Linked DNA regions of Homo sapiens: regions 1 and 2 are each linked to region 3. Evidence: chromatin loops called from intact Hi-C (ENCODE). Cell type or tissue: heart right ventricle. All regions are shown on one strand. Links, peaks and the distances in the headings refer to the core of each region. The heading gives the core; the rest is flanking DNA.

Region 1 (4,277 bases), core at 1,162-3,661, 170 kb after region 3:
CTTCATAACCAGTATGATAACAATTGTTTAAACCAACTTAAGCTCTATTGATGACATTTTCCTGTAGGCATGTGATCTCTCTTTTCATCTAGACAGAAAATCCCTTGAGGTCTAGAATTATGTGTTAAACTTCTTAGTGTCCTGTGGAACTTAGCCAAGAGTCATCCTTCAATTAAGAGTTGTGATTCTGTGCCATGTGATTAGAGCTGCCAGACTGGGGACACTTGGTGCTCAGAGGTAGGCAGTGCCCGATTTTACAAATCAGAACATAAAATTGAGCCTTTCTATACTCAACAGCAATCAGAATTAATTTCCTACTCCCTTTGAGATCTGGGTCCTTGTGCAACCAACCACCTGACTGGCTTCCTTTTTCAGAACATCTGGAATGTGGAAAGTCTGGAAAGATGTTTCTTTAATGCAGTAGCACTTGGGAGAGTTTTAGAAGTAGCTACTACAGTCTACTCCCTCTTTCCCAACTTAAATGGGGGTGGCAGTATTAAGGAGTATAAGAGAGAGGGTGTGTGCATAACATAAACTTGACATGCAATGTTGAGACCAAGAACTCACCCTTTACATAATGTGACATGGTGTGGAGGTAATTGAAAGAATATTATTAGTACCACCTTCAGGCCTATTGTGGGCTTTTGTGGAGCTGGCCTGAGAATTTGGCTACTATGTATAGCATGACTTTCTTAATTGTCTTGTCTCTAAAAGGAAGTTGTTGTACTATGTGTATCTACTGATGTTACAAACAGCCTCAAAATCAATGGCTTATACCAACAACAATTTATTTGCTCACAATTCTGCCGTTAAGCTGGGATTAGCTGGTTGGTTCTTCTGCTGGTCTTACCAGTGCTCACTCATTCAGAGGCAGCCTTTTAGCAGCTCACCTAAGGTTGGGTAGTCCAAGGTGTCTTCACTCACCTGTCTGGTAATTAGCCTGGGCTGCCAGCCAGGATGCCCTGTGTCTTGCAGGATACTGAGTTTCTGACTGGTGCAGCTGTGTTCCAAAAGGAGGAAGACCTGAAGCAAAAGCATTTATCAAGCCTTTCCTGGCATTATATTTGCTGCCATCCTGGTGGCCAAAGCAAGTCTCATGGCTGAGCCCATAGTCAATGGGAAAGGAGACTACACAGGATGTACTTCATGGAGGCCATGAATGTAACAGTCAACCACAAACCATATGATCTCTAAGGTTCTTTCAACTCCAACCTTCTGTTTTCCTGGGAACATGAGCTCTCATGTTTGGATATCAAGTTAGAAACACCACAAGCAGCCTGCAAGTTCCCCACTATCACCAAGACAACAAAGTAGAGTAGGGGATGATCTTTTCCCTTGTGACACACAGCCTTTTTGTATATGTTGACACTTACAATTTTGGCCCTTTAACACTGCACTATGCATTCATTTTAGTCAGATGTGACTTGTGAAAAACTGTAATAGGAAGAGAAGAGTTTGAGAATGAAATCTGAACCCATTTCCACAGTCCTCAAGCTTGACTCAGACTACAGAGTGTATGCGCGTGGCATGTACGTGGTGCATATTTAAGAAATGTTTGCTCATTGATCTCTACCCAAGGTGTATTAGTAAAATAATAAACTGCATCTCCTCATTTGTGACAGCAGACTAAATTCATCAATATGCTTGTCCTCTGCAATGGACTAAATGTGTCCCCCAAAATTTGTATCTTAAAATGGTAGCCTCCAAGGTGATGATATTAGGAGGTGGAATCTTTGGGAAATGATTAGGTCATGAGGGTGGCCTTCATGATGGGATTCATTCCATGATAAAAGAGACTCCAGATAGGTTTTTTGTTCTTTTAACCATGTGAAGATATAATGAGAAGTCAGCAGTCTGAAACCCAGAAGAGGGCCCCCACCAGAACCTGACCATGTTGGACTTCCAGCCTCCAGAACAGTGAGGAAGAAATTTCTCTTGTTCATAAGCCACCCATTTGACGGTACTTTGTGACAGCAGCCAGAACTGTCTAAGACATCCTCTCTCTCCCCCAATCTCATTGAAATTACACGAAATATGTTTCAAAAGAATAAAGTTATATAAGCATTGGGAAACAGGAAAGGGTGTATTAAAGAAAGAAAATAGGTGGGATTAGATCAGGGTTTCTCAAACTTGGCTCTACTGAGACATTGGACTGGATAATTCTTTGTTGCGGGGCTGTCCTATGCATCGTAGGGGGTTTATTAACATGCCTGGCCTCTACCCACTAAATACCGGCGATACTCCCCCTAAATTGTGACAACCAAAAATATCTTCAAACATTGTCAGATGCCCCCAGCAGAGACCCACTTAATTTGATGGACTGAGAGAATTGAAATCCAAAACCCATGCAGGAGGAGGCTGCTACAGAGGTGGGAGCCTTTCAGAAACTCCCAAGTCACCAATACCTAGAGCACGAGTGGGCTGTGAAGGAGATATACAAGGTGAGCAGTGGAAGAAGGGCTGTCTGCAGAACGGCTGGGACTCTTACAACCTTCTCCCGCCTGGCCCAAGGGGACTGGCTAGCTTCGAGGTGTTTGTCCCCAAACCAGAGCTCCCAGACTACGGTTTTAGTCTAGGAAGGATCTGGGGACGGGGGGCTTCTACTTTAGATGTTGAGGCTGGAGAGAGAAGCTGAGCCTGAAATGTCTATAATAGCTTGGATGGAAGGAAAATCCCCCAAATGCAGCTCCTCTCAGAAGTGACACGAAGGCTCCCAGAACAAAGCCTTCCTTCCTTGGAACTGATGAGGCCTCCAGCCTTTGTACTGGCTCCCTACCATGCACTGCTCACTTCCACCAAAGCCCTCCAATTCTGAGGAAAGTTTTATGGAAGAAAGAAAGAGTAAATAAGAGTAATAATTGCAGAAGAAATGCAACCCAACTATGAATACTGTTGAATTTATTAATTTTGTTGAATTTTATTAATTTGTTTGTAAACAGTATGATCAACAAAGGATGATCAGATATTTGATGAAATCTGTAGGTACGAAAGAGAAGAAATAGAAAGAGAAACAAAAATCAATAACTAATGAGATTTTTCATCTTATTGATAATAAGGTGAATGCAAATTTAAACAGGGAAATGCCAATTAAACCATATTGTTAGAGAGTCAAAAAAAAAAAATCTGGTAACATCCAGTGTTGGTAAAGCTGTGAGGAAATGGACAGTCTCATGGACTATCTCTGGAATGATAAAAATCCTTTGGGAAGTCAGTTTGGCAATACCCATTAAGATTAAAAATGCACAAACTCTTTGACCCAGAAACTTTTCTTCTAGAAACTTTCCTACAAAGATATTCATGTACACACTCAAAGATACCTGTACAAGGATGTTCATGGAAGCATTACAAGTAGGATCAAAAATAAGAAGCAGCTTAAGTGGCTTTCTACAGAAGAATAATTATGATGTGACTCTTTTATGGAATATCATACAGCCTATGAGTAGGATGAAACGGATTTGAATTTGATTGGAAAAATGTCAGTTACTAAATGAAAACAGTAAAACTCCAAACAATATGTATATGTGGTATCATTTATATACCAAAAAATCCACATGTTCACATGTGCATGTGTGCACACATGAGGTGTACAGAAATTGCACAAGGATCTGGCAGGGAGGAGTCAGAAGAGGGAAAAGGAGACCATTTACATTTTACTCAAAAATTCCACATTGCTTGACATTGTTGTAGGGGGTTAATAATACTTTTTTTTTTTTTTTTTTTTTTTTTTTTTTACCTTGCAGCCCCAGCTGGAAGAATACTTTTGTAAGCTTAAAAACAATTTTTAAAAAGAAAAGTAACTGAGACTAATAAACCTTACAGAACTCATAAAGACCATAACTACTTCCTTCAGATAAGATGAGGACACTGGAGCCCTAGCCTGGATCAAGAACAGCAATGTCCTGGTTTCCCATCTTATTTATGCTCTTTCCACTTACCACGTTCCTTTTAAATGTCTAAGAATTTCATTGTTTATTTTAAGCCATTTATCACAGCTGTTATCTTAATCGTAGTTGCGTTTGTTTAACAACCACTGCGGCTTATCGAGAATTTATCTAACATATTTTATAGAATAAGCATACCCTTTAAAAGAGATATCAGGTATTATGAAGAAAACCTTACATAAGTTATTTCTCCAAGCATAAAATGTTCACATATTTTTAATTGAGGTTTCCCTGTAGCAGATCAAATGATGCATTTGTTTTGGTGATTAGTGCCAAACATTGACACAGTGAGAGAGGCAGTTAGACAGCAGCAGCAATGTGAGGGGGCTCTGGGGA
Region 2 (4,277 bases), core at 1,169-3,668, 770 kb before region 3:
TTTGCAAAACAAAACATCTGCCTGGGGACAGCAGGCTCTTGCAGGAAACTACTGGCATCAGGACTCCTGCTCGGAGGAAGAAGGGTACAGTCTCAGGCCCATGTGGAAGCTGATGGCAGGACACTGTGGATGGTGTGTGTGTCCTCTCCTGCCACCTCTGCCATGAGGCCAGAGGTCCCGGCTCCATGACCAGAGCCACTCTGCTCTTTTGTGGAGAAACAAGATGAAACAGGACACCCCTGGCAGTCTGGGTTCTAGGTTCTTCAGCTAGCTGCTGAAATAAAGCTGTTCTCCTTGAAATGTGGCCTAATTAAAATATTGGCCAAACCCACCCCAGTGGTAAAGCATCAGTTTTCCATACTTTTGTTTTCTGTGTGTTTATCTCCCCACATTTCAGCAGGGGTGATCCCTCTGGGGAGGATACAGATGTTGCTAGATTTCCTGACACGCCTCAACAGCTCGAGCATACAAAATAGGGAAAAGCACAAATCTGATAAGAGAAATACCCTGTAATGGAAAAGTCACAAAACAACCAGCTTGCTCTCCCCTTTCGCTTGTGAAAGATTAACAATTCTGAGCAGTTGCTTGAATACACAATCGTGATGCCCTCACCCAGGTTCTCCCTGCAAGAAAACCTATTTTAAGACCTGTGCCTTCTTCACCCAAGTCAGAAACCAAAAGGACACGAAGATCATCTGCCTCTATATTTGAATGTTTTCAAAAAATGAGGGAGTAAAACTGAGGTGTGAGGAGGGAAGACTGAGCTCTCACCTTCTTAACTAACTATATCCAAACCGTTCTTTCCATGCAGCCAGAGAACTTATTTTCATCTAAAAGCACAGCTCGTGTTTTGCTTCTATTCACCAAGGCACTCCAAAATCAGGGAACAGGGGTAAGGGCAGAGCATCACAGCTTCCTGAGGTCGCAGGTGCAGCACGGCCTGGCTCAGGTGCCTTGTCTCATGGCACAATGTGGGGCTAGTGGGTTTATGTTGAAGAACAGGTGGTAGGCGATTATGCAAGAGAAAATGCTAGTTGCACGGCGAAGCGAGGACCTGGGCCTCCCTGGCAGTTCCACAGCACCTGATGTGGCCTGAGATGTGGTGCTCTCCAGGACTCTTTCCTCTGTCTGCAGTTCAGAAGAGGCCTTCTTCAGGTTCAGAAAATTGCTAACCTCTTTTCTGACAGCACCTGCACCTGCAGAGCTCCAAGCTTCATTAGATTTGCAAGGCACTGGTGCCTGATTGCCTTTTTATTGCAAGGAACCCTCTATAGGAAGATCTGTTTCATTTTATATTATGTCACATTTAAATAAATACTCCCTTTGATGACTGATGGATACTCATAATGAAATCCCATTATAAGAAATTTCTAGGAATTCCGCTCTAAACTTACAGAGAAATGGACCTCAGTGAAATTTTGCAGGAAAGAACTTTTAGCTGCCATGGGAACTGTTGCCAACATTTGATCTGTATTTATTACACATGAAAACAAAGCTCTAGGTGATCCCAGCAGTCTGACCACTTGGAGGATTCTTGTGTAAACGACTGGTGTCAACCGGGATTATTACTGACTTTCAGCAACTCAGCCTTTGCTTGGAGGATGCAACAGTACACCAGTTTTCCTAAGGGTTATAAAAGAATGAAGAAAACAAAGTATAGATAGCAATGTAAATGGGGTTGAAGACACGGTGGGATATAAAAGTTTTAATCTGGACAAGTCACTATTATCTCAGGGAAAGAAGAATGGATTACAGGGACAAAATTTTAGTTGGGAACCTTCACCCAGCTGAATAGTGATCTTGGAAATGTCATTTTCCTTGAACATATAACAATGGCTGGCATCCACCATTAGAGATCTGAATGGCTCTACTGCTGCCCATGATACAGCCTCATTGTTTCCTTATGCTGGGATATAAATGAATCAATGACTGGACAAATTAATGCTAATCTACTCTATCATGCTGATTTCACAGAAGTAGAAATTAAGAATCAGAGAAGCTAAGTAAATACCTTGCCCAAGAACACACAAGCTAACGAGTAGCTAAAAAAAAAAAAAAAAAGGCATGCAACTAAGTTCCTGATGACTGTTCGATGGTGGCAAAGACATTCCTAAGAAATGAACAGACAAAAATGACAACAAATATGCATATTGAGCAACATGGCATTACAGTGTAATTTTAATCATCTAGAAATGGTTGAGGAAGTAGCAATGTTGGGCATGAGAATATTCCACAGCTGAGAATATTTAATTTTGAAAGACTGCTACACTTAGGTTTTTATCAATTTTGGATGAGATGATCAATAATTTCCTTCTCTACTGTTGAAAATAGTAACTTCAGAAATACTCTTAGGTTCAATTAGCACCTCTTGCCTGAGGGATTACTCCCAATATCACAAGTGTTTCCTTTAATAAACTGACGTCAGTTTGTTTCCTTGTCATCTGCCTTGATATAAAAGCGGATGTGAAATAGACTGGGGAAGGCAGCACAGCTAGCCAGCTACTGAGAGCTCAGTGTTCTTCTACAGTACTGCCTGAACCTGAGGCTGACATTAGCTTTCTTCAAAGCTGACTTTGGTTTCACGAAACCACCATGTTCCCCCGGGTCATTTGAAATCGGAGGAGCATTCCAAGTGGCCTGTATATTACTAAGCTGGCTTTATTCCATTCCCTCCACTGGCGTCATAAGGAAGCACTGACATCCTGTGGATTGTTACTCTTTGGCTTCCAAGGCCATTCAAGCCATGTGGCAACAGCAGGAAGGACTCTGCAGAGACCTATATCCCAGGTAGTGGCTTGTGGGGATTTTTTCTTTTCATATGACTTCACAAAAGACTTGGTACTCGGATGCCTACAAAGGGACAACAAATACATAAAACCCATAAATATACACAAAAACTACAAAATGTCTTAATGGAGCCCCAACGATCACACCACCCCCCTCTTAAGGACCTTGGTATATGGGTGTGAGGTGGGTGGCAGGACACAAAGCGGGGGGGGGGGGGGGGCACGCACATCAGAAGACAAGGGAGACAAGTCACCCAGGTAGCATCACCAAGTGACAGGGAATGACAAAGATGAATGAGACACTGAAACCTGTTTCATCAGGAGAAACACACGTAAAGACCTGAATGTCTTCTGACGTTTCTGACAGATGTGCCAGGAGACATCATCTCCCATTAGCTCCTTGTGGGTAGATCCTATTGCCGTGTTCATCTGTGCTATCTTTCAGAGCGCTTACGTCAGCACAGGGGCTTACATTTTTCTCATTTATACAGAAGTTAATCTTATTTGATTTAGGAGAGAAAAGGTAACTCCATAAATGGTTAATATCATTCACCACTGTTAACATGGCAAAGATTCTATGATTATGTTTCAGCACTTATCACAATAAAATGAGTTTGAGCTCTCTCCAAATCCTCCACAAATACAGCAATTTCGGGAACATGTAAATATGAAATCTTTCCTAACACGGGTATTCACATTTGCTAAAAACTCACAAATTCTGTAGGAAAAATTCTAGTGGAGTTGGTTTCGTGCTTGTCTCTTTGACTTGCACAGGAAATGGAATTTTTCTGACCAGGTTAAGATCTAAAAAATGCCCAGGCATAGCAATAGAAAGAAAACCTCAGACTAAATAAGATTCAAACTTCCCTATGACGCTGCTGAAGAGCAATGAATTAAATTGCAGAGGGACATGCCCAGGAAGTGAGTGCCTGCTCAGGAACGGGCAGGCCTAACACAGACTGAACAGGGAAATGGCTGGTGACTCTGGACAACAGAATGGGACAGCAAGAAGGACTGCAGTCTGGACAGATCTAAATACAGGTCTCTTGGGCCTGCAACAATCCCCCCACCAAACTTCCCCTGAAGTTCAGGTGCAGGCAAACAGACTGCACAGCCCCATGGCTTCTCCCAAGATGGTAGTTCTGGGACTCTGCTGGGTTGAAATCAAAGAAAACCCATTCACAATTCAAATACGACATAATCAAAATGGTAGACACTTGGAGGTTGGGGGCAGGCCTAATCACAGATGACATCAATCTAATTAAAATTATAAGCCAGCTGCTCAGGGATGTGAGAAAGGCCTTTCAGTTTGGTTATCTACAAGTCTCAGAAAAGGAAGCACAGAAAGGTTTGTACATTTCAGTGAAGTTAGTCCCCTTACTAAGCTCAGCTGGTTTGGGTATGCTTCCTGCAGCTCCTCTATCTGATGCTGTGACTCTATTGTAAAAGAAAGGATGACAGAAGAGACAGGGCGGAAGAGGGACAGCAAGG
Region 3 (4,277 bases), core at 709-3,208:
AAACTAAAAGTCTGAATTATGCTTTATTTTTTGCATGTGTTATAGATAGCACGTAATGAATAAGCACCCTCAGAATACCTAGCACCATGTTAGGGAAACACAACGCTGAGGCCTTGGTCGTTGTCCTCAGGAAACTCTCACTGTATTTACGGTCCAAAAGGAGGTCCAATAAAACAAGACTATATATAAGCATTAAAATATCTATAGAAAGTCAGAGGAGAAACAGGTAGTTGTGGATCTGTGTTTGTTGGAGAAGGCTTGATTGGAATGTGAGGTGGCCTTGAGGAAAGAGTGCAGATTTCGATTAATTGGGAGAAGGAGAAAGGCCGGTAAGGCCAGGGGGGCTTGAACAAGGTTTGGTGGCAAGAATCTGTGTAGTATCCATGGTGCTCTGCAAGTGGATGAGCCCTCTCCAAGGGAATCATTAGGAGGGAGATGAGCAGATGGGAAGGACAAAGCATTGGAGGACACCCAATTGGGTTGGGTAGACAGGATATGTGCATAGAAAGAGATGAGCCAGACTGTTGTTTGTGCAATTTAAAATATGAAGAGAAGAAAAGGGAAAAAAAAAAGATAAGGGATATTTGGCAATGTACCTTCAAAGCCAAATGAAGGTTGCCAATAAGAAGTGCTTCAGGACCTCAGCAGAGGAAGGAAACACCCAGGGCAGGATTTGTAGAGGATTGTTGAGGGGGAATAGGTCTTAAGACAAGGGAAAGGAAGGGGGAGAGGCAGGAGAAAGGGATGCATGCAGATAAAGGGGGCCTCAGAGCAAAGTTGACTCTAGAAGGGCTCTGGCTATTCGGTGAAGGAGGAGAAGGGTATTATTCAACCAGGAATGGGGCTGAAGACAAGGTGAGAAGGTCTTTAACTGTTGTTCTGGGGAAGGAGTCAGGGAGTGGATGAAGGACAAATACCAGGTTACTAAGTACCTGTCAGGGCCAAGCTGTATTTGGATGGCAGAAGCCACTGGTGGGCCAGGTCTAGGGGTCACAAGCCCTTCTCTAGGTGTGTTTGTAATTCAAGCAGCCAGGATTGGGTGTAGGTGGGGCTGGCTCAAAGAGGGCCTGGGAAGATGAAGTCTTGGTTGCTGATGAAGGCAGCATTTATACAGCTGAATACAAGGTCTGCCAGACTTCAGAGAGGATTCTTGGGAAATTGGAGGAGACCTGCTGTGTTAGGTGTGGAGGTGGAGCTGGTCTCATGCTGATGAAGTCCTGGGAAGACCTTGATTGGCCAACACAGAAATGAGCTGAGGAAAAGAAATAAGGGAAGTTGGAAGGAGAGTATTTGTGAAGAAAGCAGAATATTAAGTATTTTCTTTGATACTTCTTTATATACAGGAAGCTAGGTTGTCAGCAGTAGCAAGAATAACATGACAATGATGAGATAGCTAACTTAGAAGATCTTGGAACAAACCATTTTCCAAATACCTCTGGGTTTTCTTTGTTCTCTATCCAAACTCATTTTATTAAACACCCTTTGTTAATATTCTGATAGATTTTATAGAGGTCAAAAGAGCAGGGATTAGGCTTCGTTTGGAAACTCAGCTCCCTCATTTCCTAACTCATTAAATGAGTCCAAGTAGGAAACAAGTGCAGATATATTTGGAAGATATTAAAGAGACCTTGGGCAAATTACCTAATCTTTCACCCTTGGTTTTCTCATATGATGACAGTGCCTTTCTGATGGAGCCGTTATGAAGGTAAACATTAGGTTCCAACGCATGGGAACTACAGTTGTGTTAAAATGAGAATTTCCCAGGAGTTCGTGTGTTTCATTGTGAGGTGCTATTCAGCTCTGTCTATTTCCCTCACATCTGTCCTTTCTCTTTCTCATCCCCCACTCACTTAGTAAACATGTCTGCTTGGACCAATGATTGGGAGTATGGCGTGCTGAGCCCTGGTAACGGGAAGTAAGCCAGCATTTTCAACAAGTTGCTAATTATACCACTTTTAAACACAATAAGAGAAGAAGGAATGAACCCCATGAGCTGGGGCCACTTGGCAAGTCCCGATGGTCTTCTTAGGCCAGTCAGGATGTTTCTTAGACTCACATCAGCCTTGATGACGATCTCCTCCCACATCGACTGAGTCAGGGGTCGCTGTGTGCTGAGTAATGCAGTCCTTTGCTGGGCGGGAAGTGGGCAGCACTCTGAAGGGACATGAGAGTGGATGACGGTGAAGCTGTGGGAAACTGCGGGGGAGCTGCACACGCCTGATGCCTGTGTCAGAGCCACGCAGTCTCTGAGTCGTGTTCCCAAGCACAACTCACATCTGTGAAGTACATCAGGGAAAATTAAATAAGTCCAAGTAGGAAACAAGTTCAGATATATTTGGAAGATATTAAAAAAAGGAAAAAAAAAATCTCCAAAAGGCCTGATCTCACCTTTCACTTTTTATAGACAACATTTTCCTTCTCTGGTTACATCTTTTCTTGAGGTGTATTAGCAACACTTTGTTCATTTGACAGCCATGATATTTCTTCTTTAGTATTGTATGTAGGGTGAAGTTCAAGTTCCTAGTTGCTCGACAAGTTCCAGTTCCTTGGCATAGGGCATAGAGGTCTGGCCAGGACTTTGTTTTCTCTAATTCAATTTGTCTAAAACACAAGAAAAGACTTTGTGGGCTGAGGCCGAGAAGTCGTGCTTCATATTTGCTTGAATCTTTTGGCCTTACTTCACTGGCAGAGTCTGTGAAAGAACACAGGTTTACTTAAAAAATAATCTTAACTTAAGCCTTTCCATTGTGTGAATTTGACAAAGAAACTCGCCTTATCTGGGTTGTCCCCCATTTCTTTGCTTCTATGAGGAACCCTGGAGACTTCCTGACTTTAAAAAGCAACCAAAAATGAATGTTAAGTTTTGGCATGTAAAAGTTCTTTGGTATACATTTTGCCAGACACGGATGTTGCAAAACTGTTTACTGAGGTATAATTTTGGTGCTTCTATGTAGGAAGGGGAGGAAAAGGGTTATTTATTAAAAGTTCTATATAGGCATCTCTTGCTATTTGACCTCTTGCCATCCAAAGTCTTTCCCTCAGAACTCAGGAGGCAAGTGGATTCAGATAAACTCAGCACTTTCTGAAATTTCAATTTTTGTTTTCTGAAACTCAGGAGCCAAATAGATTTTTTCCTCTCCAAACCCATTACCCAAACACTCACCATCAGAACTTAGGAATCAACTAAGTTTGGATAACAAGACATACTTTTCCCTTCTTCCTGTTTATTAGAACCCACTCATTGCTTGTAGAATATTAGGAAAAGTACAGAAAAGAGTAAAGGTAACAAAAATGACTCATTGTCAGAGGTATAATTCCAAACACTAATTTTCTGGTAATGGTTTATGTCAGGGAGTGAGGAATATACTCCCTTTGTCTCTTCCACATCCTCTTCACCCTCCCCAACTCAGAAACATTCAGAATCCATGGAAATTTCAAAAAAGTAGTTGGTCAGTAGCCATGAATGTTGGTTGGGTTGCCTGTTTCTGTCTGGCCAGCATGTACTGTCTGCATTGAGGGCTTTGTGTTGCCAGCCTTCTGCACTTGAATTTGGATTCGGCCACCAAGCCTTCTCTTGGTGGCCAGCTTCCTGCAGGTCTTCCCAGGCACTGGGGGATAGTCTGCTAGCATGGTTTTTCAGGGTGACATTTGAAGCCACAGGATCTGTGAAAATGTTGTGATCGATCGTTGACAGTGTCTCATCTCCCTACTGATAGACAAGGATAAAAATGCCTGGTTGAAATACTGCTTGAAAATCTAAGCATAAGGAAGGTCAGAAATGAAAATGATGTAGAACTGATGGCACACGTTGACTTAAAAAAAAAAAACACGCATTTTCCTTCAAGTTCTCAAAAAATAAGCACCACTGCTATCTGGTGTCCGACTGAGTGTGGGAGGAAAACAAAGGCAGATGCAGTTGATTAAGTCCAAGGCTTCTTTATGCAACACTGCCATGGCCAGTTTCCCTACTGCACTTATTTTCTCTAAATAAGCTTCCTCAGTTTCTTCTTCACTGCTTCTTGGGGATGCAGCCACAAGGAAAGAGGCAGGGAATGGAGACTCCAGTCAAATGTGAGGTAATGTAGCTGGGGTGCAAAGGCAGCTCTCAATCCAATATGTCTGCCTGCTTCCTGCTTCTGACCACAAATGTTCATCCCGGCTATGATTCTCTCCAAAGCAGCTCTGTTTGCAAACATTTCTCTCATCTGGCATTTTGCAAATGGCATCAATTCTGACAGTTGCTTCGTTCCTGGCTAAGGCTCAGGTCATCATTTGGT

The links. A loop is a pair of places that touch in the nucleus more often than their neighbours do. Peaks named below come from ENCODE experiments on the same cell type or tissue, not always from the same donor. Only the 100,000 strongest peaks of a DNase experiment are listed, where the experiment ranks them.
Region 1: a loop joins it to region 3, with 2.0 times the contacts of the local background. A loop is called at or near these places in 1 of 110 quality-filtered maps.
Region 2: a loop joins it to region 3, with 2.4 times the contacts of the local background. A loop is called at or near these places in 1 of 110 quality-filtered maps.

The regions. Positions count from the first base shown.
Region 1 is chr6:14,533,367-14,537,643 of GRCh38, reverse strand. No RefSeq gene overlaps it. Among named protein-coding and RNA genes, the nearest start is that of LINC01108, 250 kb to the right of the region's middle. In heart right ventricle, for the core only: no CTCF peak of the experiment used is centred there; no DNase peak of the experiment used is centred there.
Region 2 is chr6:15,472,245-15,476,521 of GRCh38, reverse strand. The region is part of intron 5 of JARID2 (jumonji and AT-rich interaction domain containing 2); the gene reads right to left. Among named protein-coding and RNA genes, the nearest start is that of DTNBP1-AS1, 72 kb to the left of the region's middle. RefSeq lists an enhancer at 1,886-3,085. In heart right ventricle, for the core only: no CTCF peak of the experiment used is centred there; a DNase peak (open chromatin) is centred at 2,581; H3K27ac peaks cover 2,252 bases.
Region 3 is chr6:14,704,438-14,708,714 of GRCh38, reverse strand. All of the region lies in intron 1 of LOC101928354 (a long non-coding RNA gene), which reads left to right. Among named protein-coding and RNA genes, the nearest start is that of LINC01108, 420 kb to the right of the region's middle. RefSeq lists an enhancer at 1,618-2,817. In heart right ventricle, for the core only: a CTCF peak has its summit at 2,114; a DNase peak (open chromatin) is centred at 2,114; H3K27ac peaks cover 2,500 bases.